Linked DNA regions of Homo sapiens: region 2 is linked to region 1. Evidence: chromatin loops called from intact Hi-C (ENCODE). Cell type or tissue: adrenal gland. All regions are shown on one strand. Each heading gives the region's core, and the rest is flanking DNA. Links, peaks and the distances in the headings are about the cores only. Region 1 has its middle 10 kb from the start of RXRA. Region 2 has its middle 39 kb from the start of LINC02247.

Region 1 (15,436 bases), core at 3,594-11,593:
AATAGTGGGCGGTGTGGCATGCTGGACTCTCCACCCCACCCCCATCTCACTCCTTGTCCCTGAAAACTCAAGACTCAGGAGCTGTTGGTGCCTGGAGTCGGGGAGGCACATGCAGACAGATTTCCATGTGGGTTCCTCCTGGGAAGGCTGAAGGTTCCAGAAGGGCCCTCTGTTCCTAAGAAACACCGGAAGGCGTCATCCCCTGCTCTAGAGACCACGTGGAGAGCGCACGGAGTCCGGAGTCCTGCAGATCTGGGCTCACATCCAGCCTCTGTGCCCACAGACGGTGAATGGCTCTCAGCCCCGCCCTTCTCTTCCATGGGGCAGGGGCCTGGGTGCTCGGCCGCCGAAAACACACCAGGTCCTTGATGGAAAATGACGATGCCGCTTGTTATTTCTGTGGCCACTACTTTTTATCCTCCCCCTCAGTTTGGAGCTTTTTGGTGCAAATGATTCTACACGAAACCTCCCGGGATAGTGGCTGCCCCATATGAAATGGCCAGGTCTGAGCCAGCCATGGAAAAAAACACCCCAGCCTTCCCACCATGTGCTGCTACAGCCAAAACTATTTTTATAGTAGTATCCATTTATTCACAACCTGCGATCTAAGAAGGTTTTGTTTTTTTGTTTTTTTGTTTGGGTCTTTTTTTTTTTAATTTCCCTGAGGGACGCTTTTTAAGGTACTTTGGCCTATTTCATATGCCTGTCTCGGCTCAGTCTTGTAAACAGTCCCGGGAATTGCTTGTTGAATAATATTTTTAAAGGCTGGTCTCTGTGCTGGCTGAGCATGAGGAAGCTGGCGTCTGGGTGGACTGCTCCCAGAAGTTCCCAGGACACCAACGGGGCTCTAAGCTGCTTCCAGAGGTTCCCTGTGGTCCTGAGCTGGTCACTAGCAGGACCTCACAGGGGTTTGGGGAGCTCAGCCTCCAACAAGGGAGGCCAAGGGCTTGGGTACTGCTGGGCAAGGTGGCCCGATCTGTCCCCAAGCACCTCAGCCTAAGGGGACTCTCTCTCACATCCGTTGTGGCTCCTTTGGGGACAACACCTTTTGTCTGTGGTGACCGATGATGACTCGAGCTGGGAAGTAGAGCCGAAAGCTCAGAGAGGCAAGGGGCCACCCGGCAGGTCCACATGGAACTGGGACTAGGCCCAGGGGTCCCAGCCCGAACCCCCTTTCTCAGTCATAGCTTGTCTCTCCATCAGTCTAGAGGGAAACACTCAAGCCACTTGTCCACACCTGGGCTCCAGTCTGTTCTGCTGAGTGGAGAGGAAGAGAAAGGATAGGAGGGAGGGGAGAGGAGAGGACAGGAGGGGAGGAGGAGGAAGAGAAGAGGACCCCTCTGCTCCTGGGTCTGGCCCTCTGGCAAAATGTTTGCAGGCCTGCAGGGCAGTCACCACTGACAGCGTCTGCCCTGGTAGCAGTCAGCTGGCTGGCCCTGCACACCCCAAACCCAAAGCAGTGCAGGGGAAGAGAAAGGTGAGGTCCTCCGAAGGCCAGCCGCTGCCTCCGTCATCAGCTGGGGTCTTACTTCCAGAACTCTGGGGAGCTGAATGGTGGCGTGAGCCAAAGAGTTCAGGTGAGTGAGGCTTAAGGGGACAGGAGCTGGTTTGTAATGAAGAGCCAGGATTTCAGTGCAGCTCCAGGCAAGAGACAGTGGGTTCCCTCCAGGGGCCACCAAAGAGCCCCACCGAATCCCAGCGCCAGCCGCAAGGGGTCACAGATGCTCAAAGAAGGGCAGGAACAGTTCTGAGAGTCCGGAGAGGAGGAACCTGAGCTTTCCAAGCTGCCTCCGAGGTGCCAGTCTGCTGCACACTGCCAGGTACCATCCCCTCTAACCCCACCCCGGCTGACCAAGACTCTGGTTTCCCCGTTTCCCAGATGGAAACACTGAGGCGAAGAGCAGCAGTGACTGACTCCAAACCGTGTGGTGACTCTGGCACCACAGTCCCCAGACCCAGGGCTGAGGTCAGTGGTCAGAACCCCCAGGAAAGACCCCAGACAACCACCGACCTCCGCCCCCAGCCTCCAATGAGCCACACCACCTCCCCGCTTCTCATGGCACAGGTCGGCCAGCCAAAGCAGCCGGTGCCAGGTGAGACCAAAGTCCAGAGAGAAGGGACATAGGTAACAGACTTGGAAAACAAGGTGCTGGGGAAGGTACCAGGAGGAAGAGGCCATAGCCTGGCTCTGCCACCAACTCTTACATGGCCCTTGGACAAGGGTACTCTCTGGACATCAGTCTCTTCTATAAAATAGAGAAAAGAACCAGCTAATCACAGAAACAAGAATATGACTACGGGGAAATAGAATGACAGCCTGTCTCACAGGAGCTAAGGAGACAGGCTGAGGCTGACGCTCCCAGCCTGGGGCCCAGCCCAGCCTCCCTGGCTCTGAAGGTGGCACGCCCCTCCCTGACACCTCTCCACCGTGCACCCCCAGACGCCCATCAGGCAAGGAGATTATGTGTTTTATCGGGGGCATTTATTATCGACACTTTCTACATACATCTCCCCCTACACATATGTGTACATACGAGGGGGATGGATGTGCAGGGGAAGGCCCCGAGCCCAGTCCCCCGATGTAGTCAAGCGGCCCCCATAAAGATAACGGGAAATGATTCATAATATTTATTTGACAGACATGATATGAACCGTAATAGTCTGTTGGGATTAAAAATATCCGTACGTCTCTGTCATCCACCAGTGTGGTTTAAATATGATCTATGTGGCCTCTGCGGCGGCGAGGAGATGGCAGCGGTTATTGACGGGCCGTAAAGAAGAGTCGTTTTGCATTGAAGGATGGGGAACTGAGCCCAGGAGTTTGCCTAACGCCCCTCGGTGCTTGCATCAAAATAAACTGTACTTTAAAATGCGGCTCCCTCCACCCCCACACTGCCAGCAAGTGGGGGTGCAGACGCAGCCCGGCACACATTGTTCCGCTCATTGGCTTGTGGAGGGCCTGGCGTGGCTCCAGGCTGCAGCTCAGGGTCCGATGAGGCTGTCATCCTCCCCGAGGAGGCCTCAGGACAGCCACGTGTGGCTAGGTCCCCAAAGGCCCTGGCCCCACCCCCTCTCCGTCAGCCTGTTCCCAACCTCGCCTGGCCTAAGCAGGCAGCACCCCCTGCCCCCAACCCTGACACTCTCAGCTTAAAAACTCTTTCATGCTGCCCACTGCCCTTGGGATAAAGTCCAAACTCCTGAGCAAAACTCACCAGGCCCTCCCTCCCTCCCTTCCCTTCATCATCTCCCTCCTGCCCGCTCCGAGCTCTTCCCACAAGAGCCCCCCAGGCTAGCACAGGAGAGACTGCTGTTGCAGGCCATCCACACCTGGCCACTCCGCATTCCTTGCTGCCTAAGCTCCAATGTGGCCCTCAGCAGCTCACCCATCTCCACCCCAGTCCCCAACACACACACACACGCACACGCACACATGCACGCATGCACACACTGCCTGGGCTGGCTTCTCTGCACCCTGCAGCAACCTGCATGTGCCTCTAGCCCTGGGCTGGCCGTGTCTTCCCACGGTCGGAGCTTGCTGAGGGCAGGAACTGGGAGCTCCAGTCTCCGCCTTCCCCACTGGGCACAGCTGTGGGATCAGAATGCTCACAGACGCTATTTTCAAGGGGCCCAGCTAGGCCACCGGGTCAGCGGCTTCTCTCCAAGCCCTAGTGGGCAACCAGGATACTTGTTTACATCTCAGTCCTTCTATACTTAGAAAAAATTATCTTCCCTCCCAGGGCCTCGGTTTACCTATCAGTAAATGAATCCGCGGCCCCGGGGACGAAGGCCCCTTGAAGGCTCAGGGGCATCTACCCACGAGGGAGCCTGGTAGGGTTTGCTGTGGGAAGCACCAAAGACAACCCAGAAAAATATCTGCTGGACGGAGGGTGGGGGGGCAGCACTTTTAAAACATTTTTTCTTTCCCCCGAAGATTAGAATGGGGGGACGCTTTTCACCCCACCCATATCACTGCCCCACCAGATCCTGCCCTGCCAGCCCCCAGCTCCGAGCCCCCAGCAGACAGCCACCACACTCCCTGAGGGGGAGCCCAGGCCGGAGGCTGATGAATCGCCAGCTCCTGGTGACAACTGGCCTTTGTTTCTCCCACTAACGAGGGTCCCCAAGGAAGGAGCCGCTTGAGCTGAGACGCAGGGAGGGGAGGGGCTGCCCTGGAAATGAGATCACCCAGGAGGAGGCCGGGCCAGCCGCCTGCAGCCCTCCAGCTCCAGGGGTCTGCAGCCTGGCCCCGGCACCACTCCTCGGGGCAGAGGCACAACCGTCGTAGGCAGGTCGTTGGCTGGACCGAAAGAGCATCTCTGAGGAGCCAAAAGACGCATCCATGCCTGCTTTTTAAGCTGCAGGCCTGGCCCCATCCTCCCGGGCCCCTGCCCGCCCTGTTCCCAGCCTCCTGTTTCATTTGCAGGGCTGGCCACTGGAGCACCTATGTGTGGGGCTCTCACCAGGCCCTCCGCCTCCTACCCAAGACTCCAGGGCCTTGCTGTCACCCTGCTGGGGCCTCCCATGGGCAGCAGACCCCTGGGTCTCAGGCTCCCCTGCCTCCCCTGCGAAGCCTGCCGGACCCCTGCATGCAGTAGGCGCTATCAGAGTGGGCTGGCTGACCTCACCCTGTCCTCACCTCCTTCCCGTCATCACTGTCTCCTCCTGCCCGGGAGTGACAGAGACCTAGGAAAGGCAAAGGGAGATAGGACCAGGAGGCCTTGGGTCCCACGCCCTGGACAACTGCCCAGGACCAGTGGGCTTTAAAAGGGTTTAATTACCAGGCCCTTTCCCAAAATCCCCTGAACATGGAAAGGGGGTGTGAGATAGGGGTGCCATGCCCTGCTGGAAGCCACTTGGGGGCCCCGGAGCCTGTCCACTAGGCCCCCGCCCTGAGGCACCCACTAGATTCCACAGAGTCACAGACCACCCAACCCTGGAAGTAACCCCAGGGCCCCAGCCCCATGTCTCTGCCCTGCGATGCTGAAGCTCAGGGCTGTAGGAACAGCTGAGGGCTGTACACGCTCAGGAAAGGAAGCCAGCATCCCCCAGGTTCCACCTGCCCTGCCAGCAGCCAAGGGAGGGACTGGACTCCGTCTGATTTCCACACCCCAGGGGTCAGCTGACTTCATTTGCTTCTGTGGCACAGTTGCTGTTTGAAGTTCTGCTGTTGTGATTGGGGATATTTAGTGTTTGAGAAAATAATGTGGTGTGTTCCAGGTTAATCATACCTATGTATCCATGGTAGACCCTGGCCAGGTGGTGGGAGAGGGCATCCTGGACTTTGAGGGGCCCAGGGGTCAGCGCTGTCTGATCCCGAGTCCCCCCCGGGCGAGACCCCAGGCCTCAGTTTCTCCCTCTGCAGCACCCTCGTGTAACTTGAATGAGATGTCTATACAGCCACCAGCCCAGGCCAGCCCTTCGCGGGCACTCAATAAACAGCCTAGTGAATGGGATCATCAGACTGGCCAGGGCGAGGCTCTCCAAGGCATATTCCATCAGGGAACATCTCAGCCCCATGGCCCGTGGTCATGCTCAGCAGGGAGTCCAGCAGTTGTGCGAAAGGCAAGCTTGCCCGTGGCCAGGCCCCAGCCTTAACTAATTTAAGCATGGCCAAAAACTTCCAGACTGTCCTGGTACTGATAGACTTGTCCCTGATCTTCTGGGTGGGTCCAGGGCCGTTTTAGAGAAGTCCATCCCTGGATGGGATGATGGGTTGCTATCCTGAGCCCATGGGCATGGAGCTGCCTGGAGGGTTCCTCCCCATGAGCTGCACCGGCTGGGTTGGCCCCCTGGATCTTAGCTCTTAAGAAGTTCTACACTCAGAAAGGCAGGAGGGGAACAGAAGTGCCACCAACAGGGACCCAGGGCTGTTCTGAGCTGGCTGGCGGGGGTATGGATTCCTGCTGTGAGCTGGCTGCGGGGGGGTGTGGATTCCTTCTGTGAGCTGGCTGGGGTGGGGGGGTATGGATTCCTGCTGTGAGCTGGCTGGGGGGGGTATGGATTCCTGCTGTGAGCTGGCTGGGTGGGGGGTATGGATTCCTGCTGTGAGCTGGCTGGGTGGGGGGTATAGATTCCTGCTGTGAGCTGGCTGGGTTGGGGGGGTATGGATTCCTGCTGTGAGCTGGCTGGGGTGGGGGGTTATGGATTCCTGCTGTGAGCTGGCTGGGGTGGGGGAGTATGGATTCCTGCTGTGAGCTGGCTGGAGGGGGCGGTATGGATTCCTGCTGTGAGCTGGCTGGGGTGGGGGGGTATGGATTCCTGCTGTGAGCTGGCTGGGTGGGGTATGGATTCCTGCTGTCACAGAGTGGCCACATGGACACTGGCAGAGAGGGGAGCTCTCGCTTCACCACGCCCATACCTTGTCACAACTCGGCAGAGAGGAAGAGCCAAGAGACCCCGGGGGAAGCGGGCTGTCCCTCACAAGGTGGTTAGCCCCTGCAACTGGCAGTGCCAAGGAGCTGGCCACCAGGCTGGCCTCAAAAGCCCCCAACACACAGCAGCCCAGCCACGGGTCCTCTCCGCTCTCTGGGTTCAGAGAGACATTAGCCAAGCGGGCACGCGAGAGACATTAGCCAAGCAGGCACGCGAGAGACATTAGCCAAGCAGGCACGCTCTTACTCTGACATCCTGGGTGGGGTCACTTCGTGGGTTTTGGAGCCAGCGAGGTGCCTGGATCCGTGCAGCCTGTCTGCGGGCTGACCATGGTGCAGGCTGTCTACTCCCCCAAAATGGGTGCTCAACATAATACATTGCTTAGTGAAAACAAAAGGCGGTTAACATTGCACACAAAAGGATGCCAGTTATAAATGTATACACAGAAATCTGAAGGAAAACACCTCCCACCCCCCGACTGGTGAACATTAATGGAGTGATGGGGGCTTCACACTCTTCTTTGTATTTTGCCTCCTTCTCTACAAGGAGTCTTTATTACTTTTATAATCAGAAAAAAAGTAGGGTTAGCAAGAAAGTCCCATCTGAAATCCATCTGGAACCTAACTCCTGGAGCCTGCAGCCAACCCCAGCTGGCCCTATCGCCCTATCTCAGAAGCACCCCTGCAGAAACCCCCTGCCACGTCACCCCATGTGACACCCTGGAAGCCAGCAACCGTGTCTCTGGAGCCCTCTCTTCTCCTCCCTAAGCAAGCCCTGTGCCCATGCCCTCCTCATCACCGGGGGTTCCCAGCCACCCCTCCCCCAGGCAGGCTGCACTCCATCAGTGTCATTCTGGAAACACCCCGTGTCAGCTTTGCACCGATAAGAACATGCTCACCCTTCATCCCGCTGCAAGGATCCTTGTCTGATCTGCCCACTCTGTCACTGGGCTGGATGAGATTAATAATACACCTAATTTCAGAGGCACAGAAGGTTGCATCTAAATGGCCAAAATATTTGGACCACAGCATGACAAGTGAGCTCCTTTTGGTGGTTTTAAAAGCTGACGCAGAAGCCACTTGGCTCTTGTTCAGGCCCGTCTCTTGCCAACACAACCGACTGGCTGGGCTCCTCCAGACCCCAGCACCCCGCCAACGCCACGCAGGCTTTGCAGCACCTCCTGTGGGCAAGGGGTGGAGGGCAGAGGGGGGGAACACAGGCCAGGTGCTTCCCCTGCCCGGGAAGCAACAGGTGACGCACCGGTGTCCAACACAGATTCTAGGTGCTACCCTATGGCTGCCACAGTGACCAGACACTCACAGAGCAGGGAGGGGACAGGACACAAGGGCCTGAACCACAAGGCCAAGGAGAGAAGGAGATGAGGGACCAGAGCCGGCTTCTGTCCAGGTGTCGGGGTGGCAGGTCCACGGGGAGAAGGGCGGGCATGGGGCTGCATGGGTGGGGGGAGGGCACCGGCAGGGTATGGGGTCACAGGTGCTTTGGGTGCTCAGTGGGGAGCCTCTCCGAGGTTGGGGTGGCCCAGGTTTGGAAGGACCTTGATCCCTAGGCTGAGAGGCTGCTGAAAGGGGGTTCTGAGCCCAGAGGGACATGCACTAGGGTGGCGCGTCCCAGTGTGGCCCCTGAGGCGCTTCATTCTCCAGCAGAGATGGTACAATTATTGGCTCTGTTTTGCTGAGAGGGAGATGACTTGCTTCGCGCTGCTGTGTCACTGGGGCCCAGGAAGCCGCCAGGCCTGGCTCCAAGAGGGCAAAGCTGCCCTGACCTCCTCAGGGGAGGAGCTGGGGAGCTGCTACACACACCCACCCCCGCACCCTCCAGGCCAGTTCAGCTGCTGGGGCCATGGTGCCCTGCATCCCCAAGAAGAACCAAGGGCCTCACTCTGCCCCGACTGCCTTCCAGAGGACCAAGAGCAATGCAGAGCCCTCGCCCTGGGCAAGACTCGGATGCCCAAGACCACCCTAACCGCCTTGGAGGTCTTCTCTTCCCCCGACCCCGCTCTTCCCCCCAATTTTGCACATGGGGACTCTGAGTCCCCAGAAGAAGGGAGGAGCTTGCCCATGCTACCCCGTGTGCTGGGCCTCGCAGCCCTTCCAAGCCTCAGAAGCTTCCAGCAGTCTCTGGAGCCCAGGGAGGCTGCCGCCCAGCCCTCGAATCTGCTTTGGAGCAAGGATTAGTGTCTGTGGGGGGTCCGCACCGCCTGCCTCCAGCCTGCTGTCCTCAGGAAGCCCTGGAGCTGCTTTGTCAGGGAGCCACTCGATGGGAGCCTTGGGGGGCAAAGGACTAACAGGATTTCTCGGCCCTGCCACGCCTGCGATTACCCCCTTTGGTGTCTGAAGAGGAATTAGCACAAGTCCCCTCCCATGGCCGGGACGACCAGCCTGAGCTACTCTGAATGGCTTTTCCTTTTACAGTCAGCCTTGCTCCTAGCTCAGCTGGATTTCGGTCCAGCAGGCAAAGGTGCTGGACAGACAGCCTGGCCAGACAGCCAGCTCTCGGGGCCAGGCAGCCCTCCCCACACTGCTGGGGGCCGTGCTGAAGTGCAGAACCAGTGAGGCCTGCTAAGCACTTCGGGTTAAATCCGCGTCCATGAGGCCCAAAGTGAGCACCGTGGCAGCACCCTTCTTCCTTCCACTCCAGATCCAGTAGCAGGGCCTTCTGTGAAGGCTGCTGTCGGCGTCAGGAGGCAGGTCGGATGTCCCGTGTACCTGCCAAATGTCCTTGCTATGTTGGGTGAACGAAGCCCTCAGTGGATGCTGCCGACTTGGAACGAGCCTGAATATCCCTTTCAGGTGGACACTCTCATCGATGTGCTGGGTCTGCTGGGTGCTGGCAGGCGGTGCCCACAGCGCTGGGACTGCCCCCCAGCGTGTTCTCAGGCCTTTGTCTGGAGCTGCCAGTGTGTCCTGGGGAGAGATCCACACTGTGGCTACCTCCAAGGGGACTGAGACTGGCCCCCACCGGCCTCAGTTAACTTTTGGCTTCTCCCCTCTGAAATGGAACTCAGAGGGCAAGGCCTCCATGCCTCAGTTACCAGCACTCTCCAGGGTATGCCAAGACAGGTTGGAGCCCCATGGAGGCCTCAGTTCCCAGCACTCTCCAGGGTATGCCAAGACGGGTTGGAGTCCCATGTGATGAGAGAATTGTGGTTTGGCCAGTGGGAGTGGGCAGATCTGGGCTTCACTACCTCCTGGCTGTGTCCTGGGACAAGTCACGGCCCTGAGCCTCAGCCTCCTCACCTGTAAAATGGGCACCACTAGTGGCACCTCCTGGGGAGTTGTAGGGCCAAAAAGCAGGGCGCAGCGCACATCTGCGGCAAATCATGTACTTTTGCTTTAAGAAAATTAGAATTTGACTGTGGGAAGAGGGGAGGAAGACTCCCAGGCATGCCCCAGATTTCATCTGTGTGGCAGAGAAAGGAGGTCGACTGTTCTCCTTCAAGGCGTGTGTCCCAGACCTCTGAGCCGGCCTCCCCGGCCTGTGCCTTTGCCAGGGCCTCTTTAGGAGAAGGCACTCCTTCTGACAGCAGAGGGCCCAGCCCTGCGCCCAGCCAGCAGCTCCAGCGAGAACAAGCAGACACCAGTACCACTTCCACGTTAGCCTCGAGCCAGCTGTCTAGATGCTTACCAAGAGCTGTCCCGGTCACAGTGGCAGGTTCCCGGCCACTGGGAAGCCACAGCTCTTGGCAGCAGTGAGACCTGTCCTGCGCTTTCCACGCTTCCATAGATGAATCGTGTGCCCATGAGCCTGGGCAAGGCTCTCAGCACCTTCAAACCCCCTTTCCTCATCTGTATAATGGGGCAATAAAGTCTCTGCAAGGACCAGAGTGAGGAGGAGACCAAAGCACTGTGGGTTGTGCTACCACTGTGATTACCAAGTGCCAGCCTAGAGGAGGAGGGGACAAAGATTCCCAAGTGAGGAGAAGGACAGGACTCATGTCAGCCATGAGGACCAAGACTGCTAGTTCATGCAGGAAGAAACGGAGGTCCAGAGAGAGGAATGGACTCTGGCACCATGTGGGTTGGACCAGCGGCCTGGAGCAATGACACAATGGGTATGACAAGACAGGGCTAGCTAGTCATGCCACAGCAGCAGAGAATGAATGGACAGAGAGGGTCAGGCTGCAAGCAGGCTTGGGGCAGGCAGTGTAGATTCCCCACAGGCACTAATCCCTGCTCCAAAGAGGAGTCAGGAGCTGTTGGAAGCTTCTGAGGCTGGGAAGGGCTGCTGAGAGGAGGCTGGTGAGGTCTGAGATGTTGGGGCAGAAGGAGCCCAAGGGAAATGGGGCTTGTACAGGAATCCATGGTATTACCCAGCGCTCCCATAGCAGGCCAGCACTGCAAGAATTCACCCAATCACGGGCCTATTTCTGCCCTAGTGCCTGGAAATGGTATCATATCTGTGGCCTCTGGATCCAGCCTGCCCTCTCCAAAAATAGGGAATAAAATTGCGATTGAAAAATGGCCCTGCATGTCAACATGTGTGGGATGCAGCTAAAGCAGTGTTTAGAGGGAACTTTATAGCATTAAATGCTTATATTAGAAAAGAAGAAAGATCTAAAATCAGTGACCTGAGGTTTCACCTTAAGATGACTTAAAAAAAAAAAAAGAGGCTGGGTAAAGTGGCTCATTCCCACAATCCTAACACTTTGGGAGGCAGAGGAGGGAAAATAACTTGAGCCCAGGATTTCGAGACCAGCCTGGGTAACATAGTGAGACCCTGTCTCTAAAAAACCTTTTAAAAATTAACCAGGCATGGTAGTATGCACCTCAACTCCCAGCTACTTGGGAGGCTGAGGTGGGAGGATCATTTGAGCTCAGGAGTTAAAGGTTGCAGTAAGCTATCATCATGCCACTGCACTCCAGCCTGGGTGACAGAGTGAAACCTTGTCTCAAAAAAACAAACAAACAAAAACAAAAGGAGTAAACTAAGTCAGAAGTAAGTAGAAGGAAGGAAATAATAAAGATAAGAGCAAAAAATCAATAAGTAGACCTTTGAGAAAGTTGAGAAAGGCAAAAACTGTTTCTTTGGAAATAACAAAATTGATTAACCCTTAGTTAGAATGGTCAAGGAAAAAAAGAAAGAGTACGAAAATCATCATTTTCAGGAATGAGAAAGTGATTGTTATCACAGACCCTATAAACATCAATAAGATATATGGGAATACTAAAAACAACTTGTGCCAAAAATATGTCAACGTAGAGGAAACTGTATTATTTCTTGAAAAAGACAACTTACCAAAATCAACACAAAAGGGAACAGAAGATATGATCAGCCCTACAGCGATTAAAGAAATTGAATTTGTTATCAGAAATCTTTCCAGAAGAAAACTCCAGGCCCAGATGGTTTCACTGGTGAATTCTATCAACATTCGAGTCTTTTATTAAACATTTAAGAAAAATAGATTTTAAAAGTATAATAAGATCTTTATCAAAATGTTAACAAATTAAATCCAATATTAAGTTAAAAAGGTGATACCTCATGACCAGTGGGATGCAATGTTGATTTAACATTCGAAAAACAGTCAATAGACTTCACCATATTGACAGATGAAAGGAGAAAAATTATAGGAAAATATTATTTTAAAAGATTCAGAAACACCATGGACAAAATTCCACATCCACTTATGCTAAACACATTTAGAAAACTAAACATAGTAGGAAACTTCCTCAAACTGATAAAAAGAATCTACAAAATAAAAGCAGAACAACCTGACAGCAAACATCATATTTAACAGTAAAAAACTGACTTGTTTTCCCCGAGACTGGGAACGAGCAAGGATGTTCTCTTGCCACTTCTATTCGACATTGTACCAGGGATCCTAGACATTGCTATAAGCCAAGAAAATGAAATAAAATACGTAGAGCCCGGAAGAGAAGTAAAACTGTCTCTATTTGCAGATGATATAATTAGTGATTTATGTAGAACATCCCAGGGAATGCACAAAACAACAATCAAAACCAGTAAATGAATTTAGCAAGGTCACAAGACACAAGGTTAATATTTTTAAAATATATTTTATTTCTATCTGTTAGGAGTAAACAATTGGAAAATAAAATCTTAAAAATTCCACTTAAATAGCACAAAAAAAGTAAAATGCTTAGGTGCGAATCTAACAAAGATTTATATATTTATATCTAATATATAAATTTATATATTATATACAATATAAATATATTGATATTTATATTTATATAAATATAAATATATTGATATTTATATTTATGTATTTATATCAATATATTTATATCAAATATATAAATTTATATATTTATATGAATATATAAATTTATATATTTATATAGAATATATAAATTTACATATTTACATAGAATATATGAATTTATATATTTATATAAATATATAAAGAACTTTTAAAGCACAATTGTAGGAAGACCAACCAATTTGTCCAGGAATGCTGTACTGAAAAGAACAAGACAGTACTGAGAAAAGAGTCAAGAAGCACAAGTAAATATAGACATACCATGTTCATGGAGTAAAGGGCTGAATATCAGATAAAATGACAATTTCCCCAATTTGATTCAATACAATCCCAATCAAAACGCCAACAGGATTTTTCATAGAAATTGACAGTCTAATTCAAAAATTTATATGAAAATGCAAATAATCTAGAATAGTTGGGCCGGGTGTGGTGGCTCACACCTGTAATCCCAGCACTTTGGGTGGTTGAGGTGGGCAGAGCACCTGAGGTCAGGAGTTCGAGACCAGCCTCAACATGGAGAAACCCCTTCTCTACTAAAAATACAAAATTAGCCGGGCGTGGTGGCGCATGCCTGTAAACTCAGCTACTCGGGAGGCTGAGGCAGGAGAACTGTTTGAACCTGGGAGGTGGAGGCTGCGGTGAGCAGAGATGGTGCCATTGCACTCCAGCCTGGGCAACAAGAGTGAAACTCTGTCTCAAAAAAAAAAAAAATAGAATAGTCAAAGCAAATTTTTAAGAGAACAAAGTTTGGAGGATTTATCCTGCTTGATTTTAAGACTTTCTATAAAATCACATTAATCAAGACAGTTTGCTATTGGCTATATATATACACACACACATATGTCTACATACACACATATACATATGTAGGTATAAAATAGGAATAGAATATATTAGAGCCTAAAAACAGACCCACATATATTCAATCAATTATTCACACAGGTGCCAAGGCAATTTGATAGAAAATTTGTTGAAAGCAAAGCTTTCAACAAATGGTGTTGTGTCAACTAAATATCCACATAAAAATTAAATATCCACCCTTACATGAAATACAGAAATTAACTTGCAGTGGACCATAGAACTAAATGTACACCTAAAATTATAAAATCTCTAGAGGAAAATATAGAAGGAGAGCTTTGCAATTTCTAATAAAGGACTGTGAGCTAGAATACAAAAATCATGACACTTTTTTAAAAGGTAAATTATACTTCATCAATATTAAAAACTTTTTTTCTACAAAATATACCAGTGAAAATAAAAACACAAGGCACATATTGAGAGGAAATATTTGCCAGACATATATCACACTGAGGAGTTTTTGTTTGTTTGTTTGTTTGTTTTTGAGACAGAGTCTCGCTCTGTCACCCAGGCTGAAGTGCAGCGGCACGATCTCAGCTCACTGCAACCTCCACCTCCTGGGTTCCAGCAATTCTCGTGCCTCAGCCTCCTAAGTAGCTGGAATTACAGGTGCCTGCCACCACACCCAGCTAATTTCGGTATTTTTAGTAGAGACAGGGTTTCACCATGTTGACCAGGTCCTGTCTTGAACTCCCGATCTCAAGTGATCTGCCTGCCTTGGCCTCTTGAAGTGCTGGGATTACAGGCATGAGCCACTGCATCCGGCCCCACACCAAGGACTTTTATCTAGAATATATAAAGAACTTTTAAAGCACAATTGTAGGAAGACCAACCAATTTTTAAACAGTCAAGAGATTTGAACATACATTTCACAGAGGAAGATATATGAACGGCCGATAAGCACACAGAAAACACTCAACGTTATTACTCATTATGGAAATGGAAATTAAAACCACCATGGGATATCACCACCCACCCACTGAAATGGCTAAAATCAAAGGCTGACTATTCCACATGGTAGGGAGGATATAGAGCAACTGGAACTCTTCTACACTGGTCATAAGACTATACAATGGTATTATCACCCTGGGGAAAAAATGGTATTTTTTTTAAAGTTAACTACCCATCTTCTATATGACCCAACCATCCACTGCTAGGACACATGTTCTCAGAAAGACTTGCATGTAAGTGTTCATAGCAGATGCCCTCAGAGTGGAGCTTTTCTCCCCTATTCCTGCAACATGTCACCAAAGGAAGCAAGATGGGAGGCTCTGTGGGCCCTGGAGATTCCAGCTTTGGTTTTGCTACTTGTTAGCTGTGTGTCTTCCCCTCTCCAATTCTTCACTTCCTTGGCTGTAAAATGGGGAGGATATAAGAGCCCACCTGTTCGGCTTTGATGTATCATAGAGGGAGATCAATGGCTCAGTGAGCAGCAGCTCCCAAGATTGGGAGTGGGGAGCCACATTGGACACCACTGGTGTGGGCGCTCATGGTCTCTGCTCCCATTGTGTCTGCTCCGGTGGTGTCTGCTCCCTTGGTGTCTGCTCCCGTGGTGTCTGCTCCCATGGTGTCTGCTCCCATGGTGTGGGTTCCCATGGTGTCTGCTCCGGTGGTGTCTGCTCCCATGGTGTGGGTTCCCATGGTGTCTGCTCCGGTGGTGTCTGCTCCCTTGGTCTCTGCTCCCATGGTGTCTGCTCCCATGGTGTGGGTTCCCACGATGGTGTCTGCTCCCGTGGCATTGGCTCCTGTGGTGTCTGCTCCCATGGTGTGGGCTCCCGTGGTGTCTTCTCCCGTGGCATTGGCTCCCATGGTGTCTGTTCCATGGTGTGGGCTCCCGTGGTGTCTGCTCCCATGGTGTGGGCTCCCGTGGTGTCTGCTCCCGTGGCATTGGTTCCAGTGGTGTCTGTTCCATGGTGTGGGCTCCCGTGGTGTCTGCTCCCATGGTGTGGGCTCCTGTGGTGTCTG
Region 2 (15,436 bases), core at 3,035-11,034, 60 kb after region 1:
TCAGTGCTTTCCTCATGGAAACACTCCAGCTGATTAGGTGGAAGAAACACTCCAAATAATTGACAGCAAAACCACGAGCCCCGAACCCCCCTTGCAGACCACAGGCCTCCTCCTCCTCTCCTTCCCGCTCTCTTCCCCTCCCCGCCCGCATCAGGTTTCCCGGCTTGGCCCCGATACAGCCCTGGAAAGAAAGCGCTCCCCAGAGCGGACCTTGTTCACCCCTTTGCTGAGCGGCTCAGGGTAGGGGAGGGGCCCAAATGTGCCAAGAGTGAAAATAAGCCCTCTCCTTCCCTCCCAGCTCACGGCCTAGGCCCAGGGTCCCTTCCTCCCATCTCCCAACCCCTCCAGGTGGCCTGGTCCTGAGCTTCTGAAGGTCCCTGGGAATAGGTCGGCCAGCAGCGGAGAGGAGAGGCTGTGGAAGGGGCCGTGGGTGGAGCTGGCCTTTAATTCAGAGCTGTGAGCCGGGGGGTGGGAGGGCAGCTGGGGTGGTACAGGGGTGCAGGTGGGTGCGGCTCATGCAGGAACTTGACCACAGCCCACGGAGCTTGACTGAGCTCTTTTGGTGTCACCCGAACCAGAGGGGACCCTCGGAGGAAAAGACACCACACACTGCTCTGCATTCCCTCGTGGCCTGGGAGAGGGGCCGACACAGACACAGACCCCCATGCCCAATTCCAGCAAGGTTCTCTGAGATCACCCTCTGACCCTGTGTGGGAAGGGCGCCCTGAGCACCCCCTGGGGCTGGGGCCACCATGGGCCACTGCATTATCTTCCAGACTCTGCTCAGTTAAAAGGGACAGAGGAGGACCACTGTCCACACAGAGGTAGCTGTGTGTCCTCAACGGGTCCAAGCACCCCAAGGCACCCTCCCCAGCCTGGCCACTCCACCACTGCCCCACAGAACTGCATGCCACGCCCATGTCATGGCAGACAATGCCCAGGGTGTGTGTGTGTGTGTGTGTTGTGTGAGCGTGCACATGTTGGGTGTGTGTGTGTGTTGTGTGAGCGTGCACATGTTGGGTGTGTGTGTGTTGTGTGAGCACGCACATGTTGGGTGTGTGTGTGTTGTGTGAGCACACACATGTTGGGTGTGTGTGTTGTGTGAGCGTGCACATGTTGGGTGTGTGTGTTGTGTGAGCGTGCACATGTTGGGTGTGTGTGTGTTGTGTGAGCGTGCACATGTTGGGTGTGTGTGTGTGTTGTGTGAGCGTGCACATGTTGGGTGTGTGTGTGTGTTGTGTGAGCGTGCACATGTTGGGTGTGTGTGTGTTGTGTGAGCGCGCACATGTTGGGTGTGTGTGTGTGTTGTGTGAGCGTGCACATGTTGGGGGTGTGTGTGTGGTGTGAATACGCACATGTTGGGTGTGTGTGTGTGTTGTGTGAGCACGCACATGTTGGGTGTGTGTGTGTGTGTTGTGTGAGCACGCACATGTTGGGGGTGTGTGTGTGTTGTGTGAGCGTGCACATGTTGGGGGTGTGTGTGTGTGTGTGTGTAAGCGCGCACATGTTGGGAGGTGTCAGAAGAGTAAACAATCCGGGTGCTGGTGAGACACACAGAAAAGACACCTAAATGGCCTGAGAGGTCGGGGGGACTTCCTGAAGGAGGCAATGCCAAACCCCAGGACCAACTTTAGCCAGAGGAGCAGTGCTTCAGGCAGGGGCACAGCATGTCCTGGCCGAGGAAGACAGGAGCTGATGGGCTCAGGCCATGCTAGAAGCAGTGGCCGCAGCGTGGGGGTGGGATACGTGGCAGGTGGGGTGCCTGGAGAGAGTCTGGAGAGGAGGGTGGGGCTAGGCCAGGGCCTTGGGGTGCCTCGTGCCCTGTCAGGGCATCCACCTCCTCTCCACCGCCTGACCCTGCCATTTCCCGACACAGGGAGACATCAGCCCTGCCTGGACCCTCAAAGCCTGGGAGGCAAAGCTTCTGCGTCCTCCGGTCCCTTTGTCTCAGGATCCAGACCCACTGAATTGTTTCAGTTGCCCAAATGCACCCAGCTGTCTCATGACCCTGACACAGATCCTGCCTTCCCTGAGCTGGAAACTCTTATGCCCAACCCGGCCTCCCCTTTCAGGTGTCAACTCACCTGTCACTTCTTCTGGGAGAGGCTTCCTGGTCATGTCCCAGGAAAGGGGGCCCCACTGCATGTCCCTCAGCTCCCTGCACTGCCTCTACCCCCAAGGTCTCAGCCTGCTCACTTCCCTCCCTGCATCTAGCTGTGGGCTCGGTGGAGGAGGGCCCTCCTGTTTCTATTGTCTCTCTGCCCCCAGTGCCAGCAGAGGGCCAGGCACACAGGAGGGGCCTCTAAACGTTGGACAAAACCACAAAGGAATGGCCAAGGGACAGGAGCCTCCAGGAGGCAGATCTTCGCTGGCCCTAAGGGAAGCTTTCTGACTTTGCTAGTGGTGAGTTCCCCATCATGGAAGGTATCTGAGCAGAATCTGAGCAGCATTTTGCCAGGGATGGAAAGAGGTGGTCTGTGTCTCAGTGGCAGGAAGGAGCTCTACTTCGTGTGGCCCCTGCCCTCACCTCCCACTGGGGTTTGCAGCCCCAGGCAGGGGAGTGGGAGCCCCTTTGCAAGAACGGGGGCCTGGATTCGGGTGAAAGGAGGCAGGAGTTCTTTCGGATCTGTGCTGGACTCGGCTCTGGAGAAGCAAGCCCTGCTTGGCCACCCTCAGCCCACTGGGCAAGCAGGCTCACTGTGAAACTACAGCCCTGCTCAGGCCTGGCTGAACCTCTGCCACATCTCTGAAACGCCCCCACCCCTACTCAGGCCTCATTTCCGGCCATATACAGACAGTCACTTGTCGGGTGCCTGCCTCCTTCCCAAAAACGTCAGGCAGCAACATGCATCAGGAGCAGGCGGGTGAATGCCTGACCCCCGGAGCCCTTCGGGGCACCCTGAGCAGGACCCAGATGGGGTGGCGCCGGGCACTCACTGGTCTTGTAGACCACCGGCGGTGGCTCCTATATGGTGGCAGGGTCGAGGGCGGTGTCTCCGTGGAGTGTGATGAGGGGGGTCCCGGCCTGAGCTCCATCGAGGCTCCCGGAACAGGGGGTTGTGCCATGAAGTATGAGCTGCTCTGGGGCAGGGTCTGTCCCTAGCAGGGGCTGGTTCTAGGCTCCGAGCAAGCAGGCAGTGGGAGGCGGGTGGGAATGTGTGTGATGGGAATGGCCCCCAGCGCCCTCACCAGCACGGAGGGCAGAGACCAGGGCTGCTTTTTTTTTGTTTTGTTTTGTTTTGTTTTGTTTTGTTTGAGACGGAGTTTCGCTCTTGTCTCCCAGGCTGGAGTGCAGTGGCACAATCTCAGCTCGCTGCAACCTCTGCCTCCCGGGTTCAAGCGATTCTCAGCCTCCCAAGCAGCTGGGATGACAAGCGCCCGCCACCACGCCCGGCTGATTTTTTTTGTATTTTTAGCAGAGACAGGTTCCCACCATGTCAGTCAGGCTGGACTCGAACTTCTGGCATCAGGTGACCCGCCCATCTCACCCTCCCAAAGCGCTGGGATTACAGGCGTGAGCCACCGTGCCCGGTCGAGGCTGAGGTTTCTTAACCTCGAAGTATCGCTGGGGGTCACAGGACAGACCCCTGCTTATCCTCCCAGCACTCCAGAAACTTCTTCCAGGTGTGGGCTTCCTGTCAACCGTGGCTGATCAGCATCACTCAAAGGAAGGGCCCCATGCCCCGGGTCTGTCCCCACGGCTGGCAGTTACTCATCTCTGTCTCTGCAGCCACCCTGGGCAGGCCCCGGATGGGCAGACCCTGGCACAGCGGTTTCAGCAGTTTCTGCCTCTGTTGATTGGGACCCTGGGAAGAGGGTGAAGCAGAAAGTATGGAAAATACCAGGAAGAGGATAGACCGAGTCTCAGTCCCAAAGCCCAGGACGAGCCCAGACGGCCAAGAAGTGATGGCCTTCGCTCTTGGGGGTGTTCAAGGTGTGTTTCCTGTGTTTAATGGAAGTTCTGTCCTGCTCTGTGTCTGTGTGATAGGCGCGGCGCTCAGTGGGGTCTTTGCTGGGCCTGGCGGAGCTGTTGCCCGCTGCCTGGGCCTGCCAGTGTGTAAGACCGGCCCCGAGGGCTGCCCCGCCTCGCCCACCCCTGCTGGCTGCTGTCCTTGCTCTGTCTTTTCTAGACTTGGAGGCAGAATGGTGCTGTCCTGACCAGCTTGGATTCCAGAATCAGAATGATGGGAATTAAAATCCTGACCCTAACACTTTACTGCACCTGCGCCCCAGGATGGGCGGCTCAGCCTCTCTGAGTGTCAGTTTTTTCATCTGAAAAATGGAGACGCTGACAATTCGAATTTGTCTTGAGACCCGCCTCAGTGGGAGGTAAGCAGTGTGCCCAGGGCCATGCCTGGCGTTAGTGTGCAGGTCAAAGTGAGTGGGGAGCCCCTTCCCTCCTGCTGTTCTCCTTGGGCATCTCCTCAGCAGCTCAGCAGCCCACAGGGTTCCTGGAGCCGAGACTTGGGGCCCTTGGAAACACCCTCATGGTTTTGGCCATTGTGTTCCCAGAAGGGCAGGTGACAGTTTGAGGACAGTAAATAAACTGACAGGAGGGGAGCGAGGTGACCCCTTCACCTTTGGTCCCATCAGCCGGGCCTTATCTCCCCTGTCTCGGGCCTGGCCTCAGTCTGTTTGCCCACATTGGGGCAGATGGACAGTGGGTAAACACAGCCCAGAGGGCTAGCGGGGCAAGGGGCAAGGGGCGGCCCCCACTGGGAGAAGCCAGGGGCAGGGGTGGGGGATGAGGGCCAGGGGCCTGGGCCTGCAGCGAGCACTGGCCAGATGCAGCCAGGGCCAGAGTGGGCACCAGGTCTTGAAGGAGAGGCCCTCCCCAGGGCTGCCCCCTGCCCAGGGACCATGGCCCCCATCCCCCATCCCACAGCAGGAACACCAGGGCCCAGAGACAAGGGCTGGCACCACACGGGCACCCATCAGAAGCAGTGCCAGGGCTGCATGCCAGCTTCCTGCCTGCTCAGTCCTCTAGTATGTGGACAGGGAGCCCCGAGGCATGGGGGCCTGGGGCTTGGGGATCGGGGGGCCAGGGGAGGTGGGGTGCCCTGCTCTCTGCTGCACCCCCAGCCCCATCTCACCCAGAGCACCCAACCCAGGCTGTCGTCCAAACAACTTCAGGGAGAGAACTGGTTCAACTCTTCAGTGTTTTTGCTTTGAATCTTTTCTCCGACAGCCACTGGCCTTCCAGAAACTTCTGAGAAAACCAAGACCTAGGCCAGTCCCTCTGACCACCATAGTGTCAGGGGGCTGGGGGCTCAGGGGCTCACTAGTGGTTCTCACTGAGAGAAACAGATGTGGTTTGTGGTAGAAGGACAAACACAGTGCCCTAGAGGGCAAGCCTCCCCTCGGCCCGGCCATGCCAGGAGCAGCTGGCCCACGGCCCATCCCGCTCTGCCATCTGCCCAGATGGCTGTGGAATGGGCATTGCGAGCCCTAGCAATGGGGCAGCGGGGAGGACGCTTGGACAGCAAAATGGCCAGAGAGTGCACCCCGTGCCCCCTGAGCCGTATTTCCAGAAGGAATCAGAGCTCACAGCCCCTGACACCTGCAGCCCAGACCTGGGCATGGTGCAGCTCGGTCTGGGTGTGGCCACCAAGCACACCCACACTTACCTGTCCAACAGGAGCCCCAGGCAGCCTCAGACCTACCTGGGACCCTGGACCCAGCTCTCATTTCTCTCCCAGTCCCCACCCCAGCAGCACCCCAGTGGGCTCTGCCTCGTTCCCTCACCCCATGATTCCTCCTGCCTCCAAGGGATGACCCAGGTCCTAATGCCATTCATTCATTGTCCTGGGGGAGGAGGGACAATGGTTAACCCAGCACCTGGTACTCGTGGCCACCAAGCTGGTTCCAAGGATCTAGTGGGGAATGAGGGGGGCTGCAGCCTGTGCCCTGCGGCCCACTCTGCTCTAAGTCCACATGGGACCCCATTGCCAGGAAGCCACGGTGTCCGCTCAGCTACCACCACACCTCAAGGGAACACCTTATCAAATCAGGCCCTGTGTCTACAGAGGACTCAGAGAAAAGCCCCTGAGGCACGGACTCTTCCTCTTTTACGAGGATACATCTGATCATCATTTCTGGACTTCCACACCAGGAAAATTCCTCCTCTAGGGGATCTTGAGTGTATCTTCTTCTTGGCAAAAACTGCAAAGCCCACAGTGCTTTCCTTTCTTGCTCTGGCTACTAGGAAGCTCAGACTCACATTAATAACAGCAGTAGCTCCTCTTTGGCTCCTGAGATAATTCTCTCTCCTCTTCCCACTAGACTATTCCCAAACTTTCTCTTCAATGTTCATGTTTCAGTTCTATGTTTCAGTATATATCATTTTTCAGATTTCCAACTTATACACAGAAAGTGGCTACTCAGCCACCTAACATTGTCTAGGAAAAATTTCCAATTGTGTCCTCAAAATGCCCACGACCTACCTCGTGAATATTAACTTGTTATTCTCACAGATCCCCACAAGCTCCAACACCATTTTTAGCAATGCCGCGTCCCCCGGTGCACAGTGCTGGGGGCATCAGGGCACACAGGGCTGCGGCTCTCAGTCCTGCTCTGACCCATAAACGCCTGGTCTTGGGGAGGCCCACCCAGCTCCCCGTTGTGCACCTGGAAAATGGGAGTTAGTGATTGTGCCTCTTGGTGGGGAGAGTGGAGGCCCCAGGGCCTGAAATCTGGGCACCCCCTTTTCACCCTGGGCTCCTCACTCTGTAGACTCTGACAAAAGTCCCAGACACTCCCAGCAGAGAGAGCCCCACAGTCTGGGATACTCCCAGCAGAAAGAGCTCCACAGAGAGCCGGTGGGAGCCGAGGTGCCAGGCAGGAACCGTGTGACCACTTCCCGCACAGTGCTGCCCTCCCTGGCTGCCCACTCCAGCCTCGGGGCTCCCTGGAGACAGGGCCTCCCTATGGCATCACTCACATCACCTCATAGGCAGAAGCCAACGCTAGGAGCTCGCAGGCCCCAGGGAAATGTCCCAAACCCCACTTCCCCTTCACCGCACTCCGATCCTAAGCCCCCGAGGTCATGGGCTCCCCTCATCCCACAGGGCTCAAAAAGTCATGCAGCTGGTGAGCCCACTCATTTGAGGACAGTGATGAGGAAGCCAGGTCTTGGAGAAGTTGAACTGAAGGCAGAGGAAGTATCAGGCTGCACAGGTCCCCTGGGTCCACCTTCCTGCCCAGCACCAGGCTCCCGGCTGATCCCATCCCAGCCGCACTGCAGAGCCGCCTCTGCTAATCCTTGAAAATAATTCATCCCCCAGCTGCAGAGTGCAGTAAGGAGAGGACCATCAGTATTAATATTAGTTATTGTTATTGATTTCAGCTTTAGAGAATCGATTTTCAGTCCGGGCCCCTTTTATGAGGCTCTTTGCCAAAGACGCATGGATGCCACCCGCCTCCCCTTGAAGCTGGTCCTCTCAACTAGGCCGGTCCTGCAAAACTCACCCCAAAGAGGAGTGAGAGTCTTGGGTGGATGAACCCTAGGGGTGCAGACAGGTGAACTAATCTTCTCTCTCTCTGTCCTCAACAAAGAGCTAACTCCAAGGCCTGGACCAACCGGCATTCACTCGGGCCAAGCATTCCTAAAATGTCCCCACTGCTCTTTCTCTGCCTCCCCGACTCCCACCTGCAGGATCATCCCGAGCATTTGCTGAAGCCCCACAAGACCCTGCCTGACAGGCCTCTCCAGACAGACCCCCTGCTGAGCCCTCCCCTCCCCCAACCAGCAACTCTCACCGCCCACCCCCTACCCCCCCGCCGCCCAACCCCTACCTACCGCCGGGCCCCCTTCCTTCTGGAATCCCCTGGGCTCCAAGGCTCCACTCTGGGCTTCCACCACAACCCAGCCTCAGCCACACACTGGGGGCTGGCAGGGGAGGGTGTCAAAGCTTGGTCCTCATGCTCCTTGCCCGCAGGGACCAGCTCTGAGCCTGCCTTGGGCCTGCACAGCCTTGTTGAAAGAATAGTGACTGCCAGCATTTCTGAGTCCCTACTGAGTGCCCGTCCACAGGACCCTAGAGTGTCAGGGGGCAACCAAGACAAATGATGCTGATTTTTTTTCAGAGAGTAAGTCAGTGTGTTTATGTAGCAAGACCAGCAAAGGGGAACCTGCCACCTTCACTTATTAATCTGTGCTCATGGGCAACTCCTGTGCCTTCGGGAGCTGTCGTGTCCTCTGAGGCAAAATGACAGTGCCAACCTCGCAAGGACGTTCAAGAAAAGAAATGATATAACCTATCTAAAATGCTGCCCAGGTGCGGTAGTTCATGCCTGTAATCCCAGCACTTTGGGAGGCTGAGGCGGGTGAATCACCTGAGATCGGGAGTTCAAGACCAGCCTGGCCAACATGGTGAAACCCTGTCTCTACTAAAAATACAAAATTAGCCGGGCACGGTGCCTGTAACCCCAGCTACTCGGGAGGCTGAGGCAGGAGAATCACTTGAACCTGGGAGGCAGAGGTTGCAGTGAGCCAAGATCGTGCCACTGCACTCCAGCCTGGGCAACAAGAGCAAAACTCCATGTCAAGAAAAAATAAAATAAAATGCTTAACGTATTTCCTGGCCCTTAGCAAGGTACGTAGTAGAAGGTACCAGATATTTTCCTTTTTTCTAAGTCTGGATTTTCATTATTCTGATTTTCCTCCAGTTGAGATTCACCTGCACAAGAATGGCGGTAGGGAACATAACCGCTGCTGTCTTGCTCATACAACTCAGCACACGAGGACCCACGTGGAAATGCAATACCTTTAAAAACCCCTTGTCACTGCTTTTTTAAAAAAAATTTTTCAATAGTTTTCGGGGTACAGGTGGGTTTTGGTTCCATGAATAAGTTCTTCAGTGGTGATTTCTGAGACTTTGGTGCACCCATCACCTGAGCAATGGACACTGTACCTAATGTGTAGCCTTTATCCCTCGCCCCCCGCCAAACCCCCTCCGAGTCCCCAAAGCCCATTAGATCACTCAGATGCCTCTGCATCCTCTTAGCTTCGCTCCCACTTATAAGTGAGAACATTCGCTGTTTGGTTTTCCATTCCTGAGTTGCTTCACTGAGAATAGTGGCCTCCAGCTCCATCCAAGCTGCTGCGAAAGACATCATTTCATTCCTCTGTATGGCTGAGTAGGAGTCCACGGTGTGTACATACCACATTTTCGCGGTCAGTGGGCACTTAGCAACCTAGACAACTCACAGACAAGTGAGATGCGATCTCACCCACCCCGTTGAACAGAAGGGGAGACTGAGGCTCAGGAAAGGAAGTGACCTAGACAATTCACAGACAAGTGAGACGCGATCTCACCCACCCCGTTGAACAGAAGGGGAGACTGAGGCTCAGGAAAGGAAGTGATTTTCCCAAAGGTGGACCACACTGTCCCACCAAGGGCAGGGGAGGAAGGGGACAGTGTCCCCGTCTTCACACAGAATCTTCTCACCTCCAGGCAAAAGCCTTGCCCTCTGGCCCACAGCACCCACCACCCTACCAGCCTGGCCTCCTGGGGGAGGAAGATGGCATTCTTCCCCTCACTTTCCTTTCCTCCTCCTCCTCCTCCCTCCCTCCCTCCTTCTCCCTCCCTTTCTTTCTCTCTCTGTCTTTCTGTCTCTCTTTGTCTCTCTTTGTCTCTCTCTCTTTGTCTCTCTCTGTCTTCCTCTGTCTGTTTCTCTCTCTCTCTCTCTCTCTTTCTCTTGTTCTCTCTCTCTTTCTCTCTCTTTCTCTTGTTCTGTCTCTCTTTCTTTCTCTCTTTGTCTCTCTCTCTTTCTCTCTCTGTCTTCCTCTCTGTCTTTCTCTCTGTTTCTCTCTTTCTCTCTCTTTCTTTCTCTCTGTCTTTCTCTCTGTTTCTCTCTTTCTCTCTCTTTCTTTCTCTTGTTCTCTCTCTCTTTCTCTTTCTCTCTTTCTCTGTCTTTCTCTTTCTCTCTCTCTCTGTCTTACTCTCTCTTTCTCTCTCTTTCTCTCTCTGTCTTTCTCTCGTTCTCTCTCTGTCTTTCTCTGTGTCTTCCTCCCTTTCTCTCTCTCTTTTTCTCTCTTTCTCTCTCTCTTTCTGTCTCTCTCTTTCTCTCTCTCTCTCTTTCTGTCTGTCTCCCTCTCTCTCTCTGTCTTTCTCTCCCTCCCTCCAGCATCTATTGCTTGCAGTGGCTCTGAGACTGAGTCACGGACACAGTCAAGGAAGGCCAAACACTTGGCTTCAACAAGAATTTCTTGCCAATGAGGCAATGCCAGGATTTATTAATTCATCCCTTTAACCATTCATGTACTCTTCGAAACATTTACCGAGCAGAGACACTAGAAATATCAAAGGACAAAACAATACAGGAGACAAAGCATTTTATAATGACTTTTTTTTTTTGAGACAGGGTCTCACTCTGTCACACAGGCTGGAGTGCAGTGGTGAAATCCCAGCTTACTGCAGCCTCCACCTCCCAGGTTCAGCCAATTTTTGTGCTTCAGCCTCTCAAATAGCTGGGATTACAGGCGCCTGCCACCATGCCCAGCTAATTTTTGTATTTTTAGTAGAGACGGGGCTTCACCGTGTCGGCCAGGCTGGTCTCGAACTCCTGACCTCAGGCGATCCGCCTGCCTCGGCCTCCCAAAGTGCTGGGATGACAGGTGTGAGACATCGCGTCTGGCCTATAATGACTTCCAAAGAATAGAAACGCAGCCCTCAAGAAGTAGCCAGCAGGGCAGGGAGCCCTTATGCTCCAGAAGATGTCACTCTGAACTCTGTGACCCCTGTATTTGCTGCCACAAGGAACACACGTCCACGCAGTTTCAGACTCCAGGAACCACTTGAGGGTGGGGCCCCACACATCCCTACCCTCAGTTAACTGCCTGGGGGCTGCAGGCTCCCCAGCCCACCCCAACCCGGCCTCTCGGCACAAGAGGATGCCCTGACATCCTTCGTCAGGAGCAAACCATGAAACCCCTCAGGAGCCCAGGCGGTAGCAGGGATGCAGGGATTCAAGGACTCTACTGCCCCAAGGCCCTTCAGGGTCCCCGCGCAGCACGTTAGAGCCCCACTGTTGTCACCCCCAGCACGGTGCACAGGGTGCCTGAGGTTTCCAAGGTTACCCTGCCATTAAGAAGCAAATCTGGCACCCAGTCTAGGCTCTGCTGGGCCCCGAAGCTCACATCCTTCCTGAGGGTGGCCAGCTGTGGCTGTGGGCCACCTCCCCTGGGCAGTCCCCAGGCCCAGGCATTGGAGGGATGTTCCCCGGATCCAAGCCAGGAGTCACCGGACACTCCGGAAGCAGCTGTCACTGAGGCCCCGCTTTCCTCCTCCCAGCAGTGTCCCCGTGACACCTCCTCCTGCCAGGGCCACCCCCGACCTGCCCACTTGTCCTGGTTCCCAAGCCCATTCCTTGACCTCTGCCTGTGCTTCAGGGTCACACCCTCTGCGAGGGAAGATGAAGCCTGTGAGCGCTGCCAGGCTGCCCAGGGTTTCGTGCAAGTGCGCGTGCATTTCTCTTCTGACCACTGCTGTCTCTGGCCACAACTGAGCCACAAAAAGTCTCCCGGGACCGGTGGGCTCACCCTCCACGCCCACCGCCAATGCACCTGTCCCTTCCCGCAGACTTAGGGGGGCGGCACAATGTCTTCTCCTGCAACACCAGCCTCAGAGTCCACAGCCTTCCAAGCGGCCAATAAATCCTGCTCTTACTGGTTAATGAGGGGCCAGTGTCCCCGGGCCTCCATCTCTTGGGTGCTCACTTTGACTGGGCTGTGCATCATCACTGCCAAATGAGGGCTGCTAGGGGCCCTGCACAGCTGACAGCAGGTGCACAGGCCCGGGGTGGGAAGGGCGGGGCCGAAGTAGCTCAGGAACCACGCCAAGGGATCAAATTGGGTCTTTAAGTAATTATCTCAACCCCTCCTTAAAAGCTACATTGGGTAAAGTGACTTTAAATATTGTTTTAGCCTATTACCAGCCTATAAATTAATCGCTCGCTGCACACAGAGGCGTCGTAACTGTGGCCGGGAGAGAGCAGTGCAGTAATTATGCACAAGGCGGGAGACTCCTGCAGAAGCTGCATATTTTACACTTAAATTATAATTAAACTTAGAGGAATCTCTTCCACCCAGTGCACAAATATAATCTGCACCAGCCTCCTGAGAGCTGTGACTCTCGTCAATTTATGTATTTGCTGTTGGAAGACGCCGAGCCTGAAGTCATCGCTGTCTATCCGTGCCTGGGCGAAGTCATCGCTGTCTATCCGTGCCTGGGCAAAGTCATCGCTGTCTATCCGTGCCTGGGTTGCAGACACGGGAAGGACCCCAAATGCAGCCTCTGCAGCAGCCCCATCGTGCACAGATCTGTGGTTATCAAACCTAAAAATCCAGAACCTACCCAGCAGCCTGCACAGAAGAGAAGCACAGTGAGCCTCCAGCGGCCCCGGGGCCGGGAGCCAGGGGCCGGGCACTCGGGAGGCTCCTGGAGTCAGGACCTGAGCAGAGGAGGAGCAGAAGCCCCGCGGCCGGGCATGAGCGATGGGGGCTCACAGGAGGCCCCGGGGCAGGCCGGACTCAGTCTGGGAAGGCCTGGAGACAGTGCCCAGTGGAGTCGGGAGACCGAGCACCCTGCCAGGACGGAGTACTCGCTCTTGTACCCCCACCCCCCATGGAATCTTCCTGGTTCTTTAATTGCTAAGCCTATTTAAAAAGTGACAATGCCATAAATGGCCTCTTTTAGAAACTTGGAGAGGGAGGATGGGTCTGCCCTGTGCCTTGCCATGCTCCTGGGGACAGTTTTTGTTTTTGTTTTTGTTTTTGTTTTTGAGACGGAGTCTCACTCTGTCACCCAGGCTGGAGTGCAATGGTGCGATCTCGGCTCACTGCAACCTCCGCCTTCTGGGTTCAAGCGATTCTCCTGCCTCAGCCTCCTGAGTAGCTGGGACTACAGGCATGTACCACCATGCCAGGCTAATTTTTGTACTTTTCGTAGAGACAGGGTTTCACCATGTTGGCCAGGCTGGTCTCGAACTCCTGACCTCAGGTGATCCACCCACCTCAGCCTCCCAAAGTGCTGGGATTATAGGTGTGAGCCATCGCGCCCGGCCTAGGGACAGTTTTGCTGTGTCCCCAAGGATGGGCTTCACGACCACCCTCCTCTCATCTCCACGTGGAAGTCAATAATAGCAAGGGTTATTGAACAGTAAGGGTGTGGTGAGGGACGATCTTCCAGACTCCAGTGCCTGCCCCTACTCATAGCCCTTCAGGGAAGGGCTTGGACCTGGGGCATAGCCTTCCGGTCATCAGGCAGACACAGCCTGCTGCCACTTAGGAAGTGCTCCCCATTCACTGAGCGCTTCCCCGGGGCAATTCCTCTGCCCAGATCCTCAGCAGAAGGTGCTGTAGGTGCCATTGGCCCCTCTGACAGCCAGGAACATTGAGGCCCAGGGAGGCTAAGGAGTAAGGCCAGAAAGTGGAGGAGCCGAGATTCAAGAAGCTTTGGACTCCAAGACCCAAGCTGGCGCCCACAGCAAGCAGTGGTGCCCACCTTGGGTGCAGTGGGAGCAGACAGAGTGGGCCCTGCCCTCCTGGGTCAGGAAACCGCTCCCCCAGCGCCGCCCTTAGGTCTGGGGTCTTAGTCTGCTAAGGCTGCATAACAAAACACTGTTGACCGGGTGACTTCAACAACAGAGACTCGTTTCCCGCAGTCCTGGAGGCTGACTCCGAGATCACATTGCCAACCTGGTTGGTTTCTAGTGGGGGCTCCTCTTGAAGGCTGCCCTCTCTCTGTGTCCCCACAGGCCCTTTCTTCCGTGTGTACGTGGAGAGAGGGGTCTCTGGTGTCTCTTCCTCTTCTTTTATTTATTTTTATTTTTTTATTTTTTTTGAAACAGAGAGGCTGGAGTGCAATGGTGTGATCTCAGCTCACTGCAACCTCCACCTCCCAGGTTCAAGCAATTCTCCTGCCTCAGCCTCCCAGGTACCTGGGACTACAGGCATCCACCACCATGCCGGACTAATTTTTGTATTTTTAGTAGAGACGGGAATTTCACCATGTTGGCCAGGCTGGTCTCGAACTCCTGACCTCAAGTGATCCACCCGCCTTGGCCTCCAAAGTGCTGGGATTACAGGCGTGAGCCACCGCACCCGGCCCCTCTTCTTTTAAAGACACCAGCCCTATTGGATTAGGGCCCCCAACCCTTATGATGTCATCTAACCTTAACCATAACTCTCTAAAAGTCCCATCTCCACATATACTCACTGTATGAGTGTTAGGGCTTCAAGATATGAATTTGGAGGGACACAGTTCAGTCCACAATAGTGAGGAAGATGCTGTCACCAGAACAGGTAGTAGAAGCTATGACTACCATGGTCATTCGGCCCAAGACACTGAGGCCAAGAAACCCCACCAGAAACCAGAAACACTTTGGGCCCAAACTGGCCGGGTCCACGGCTGCGTAGGCAGGAAAGGGTGAGGGGACCAGTTACAGGCCAGTGGACAGTCAGGGGCCTGAGGGAGCTGGGTGGCAGAGTGCCCAAGCGCCCAGATCACCAGCCACTAACAGGTAACTGCTGACCAGCACCTACCACGCAGAACAGCACGCCCCCAAACCGGGCAGATTGATGGGTTTTCACAAAATGCTGATCAGTAAGCCGCGACCAGAACCGGAAGCCATCCTCCAGCCATCAGCTGCCCCCACAAAACCATTGTCCTGATTCCCAAAGCCATAGTTAGACTTGCTGGTTTCAAAATCCATGCACGTGGAATCCTCTCTGATGCCCTTTCCTGGCTCCTTCCTATCCGCATGTCATCGGCGTCACTGCATGTAGCTACCATGTCCACCCTCAGGGCTGTGTATACAGCGGTGAATACGCACAATGTATCAATTCTGATAATGGACACATGCGTAGTTCCTGGTTTTGTGCCTAGTTCCAATGGTGGCCGCCTGCTACTGGGTGGTGGGATTGCTGGGCCTTGGGGTCCAAGCGTGTCCAGCTTTGCAGATAACACCTGTTTTCCAGGGGGAGCTGAAGTGGCCCACACACCCATCAGTGGTGTGAGATCCAGCTGCTGTGCACCCTCACCAGCACTGGGTGTGTCCGTGTTTTCGGTTTGACTTGTTCTAGCAGTACCACAGGGCTTTTACTTACATTTCCCTCATAACTAGTGGGGTTGAGCAACTTTTCATATGCTTAATGGCCACTCGGAAATCCAATTCCATTTTTTTTTTTTTTAGACGGAGTTTCGCTCCTATTGCCCAGGCCGGAGTGCAATGGCGCGATCTCGGTTCACCACAACCTCCACCTCCTGGGTTGAAGCGATCCTCCTGCCTCAGCTTCCCGAGCAGCTGGGATTACAGTCATGCGCCACCATGCCCGGCCGGAAATCCAATTCTTAAAAGTGACTGTTCAGACTTGTGCCCCTTTTTCTACTGGTTGTCTTTTGCTTATCCGTCTGTAGGAGTTCTCGCACATCTG

Evidence for each region. A loop is a pair of places that touch in the nucleus more often than their neighbours do. Peaks named below come from ENCODE experiments on the same cell type or tissue, not always from the same donor. Only the 100,000 strongest peaks of a DNase experiment are listed, where the experiment ranks them.
Region 2: it touches region 1 in a loop (2.1-fold over the local background); 12 of 110 quality-filtered maps call a loop at or near these places.

What each region holds. Positions count from the first base shown.
Region 1 is chr9:134,308,685-134,324,120 of GRCh38, reverse strand. No RefSeq gene overlaps it. Among named protein-coding and RNA genes, the nearest start is that of RXRA, 10 kb to the left of the region's middle. RefSeq lists enhancers at 4,162-5,020, 5,021-5,879. In adrenal gland, for the core only: no CTCF peak of the experiment used is centred there; a DNase peak (open chromatin) is centred at 7,714.
Region 2 is chr9:134,248,538-134,263,973 of GRCh38, reverse strand. No RefSeq gene overlaps it. Among named protein-coding and RNA genes, the nearest start is that of LINC02247, 39 kb to the left of the region's middle. In adrenal gland, for the core only: no CTCF peak of the experiment used is centred there; no DNase peak of the experiment used is centred there.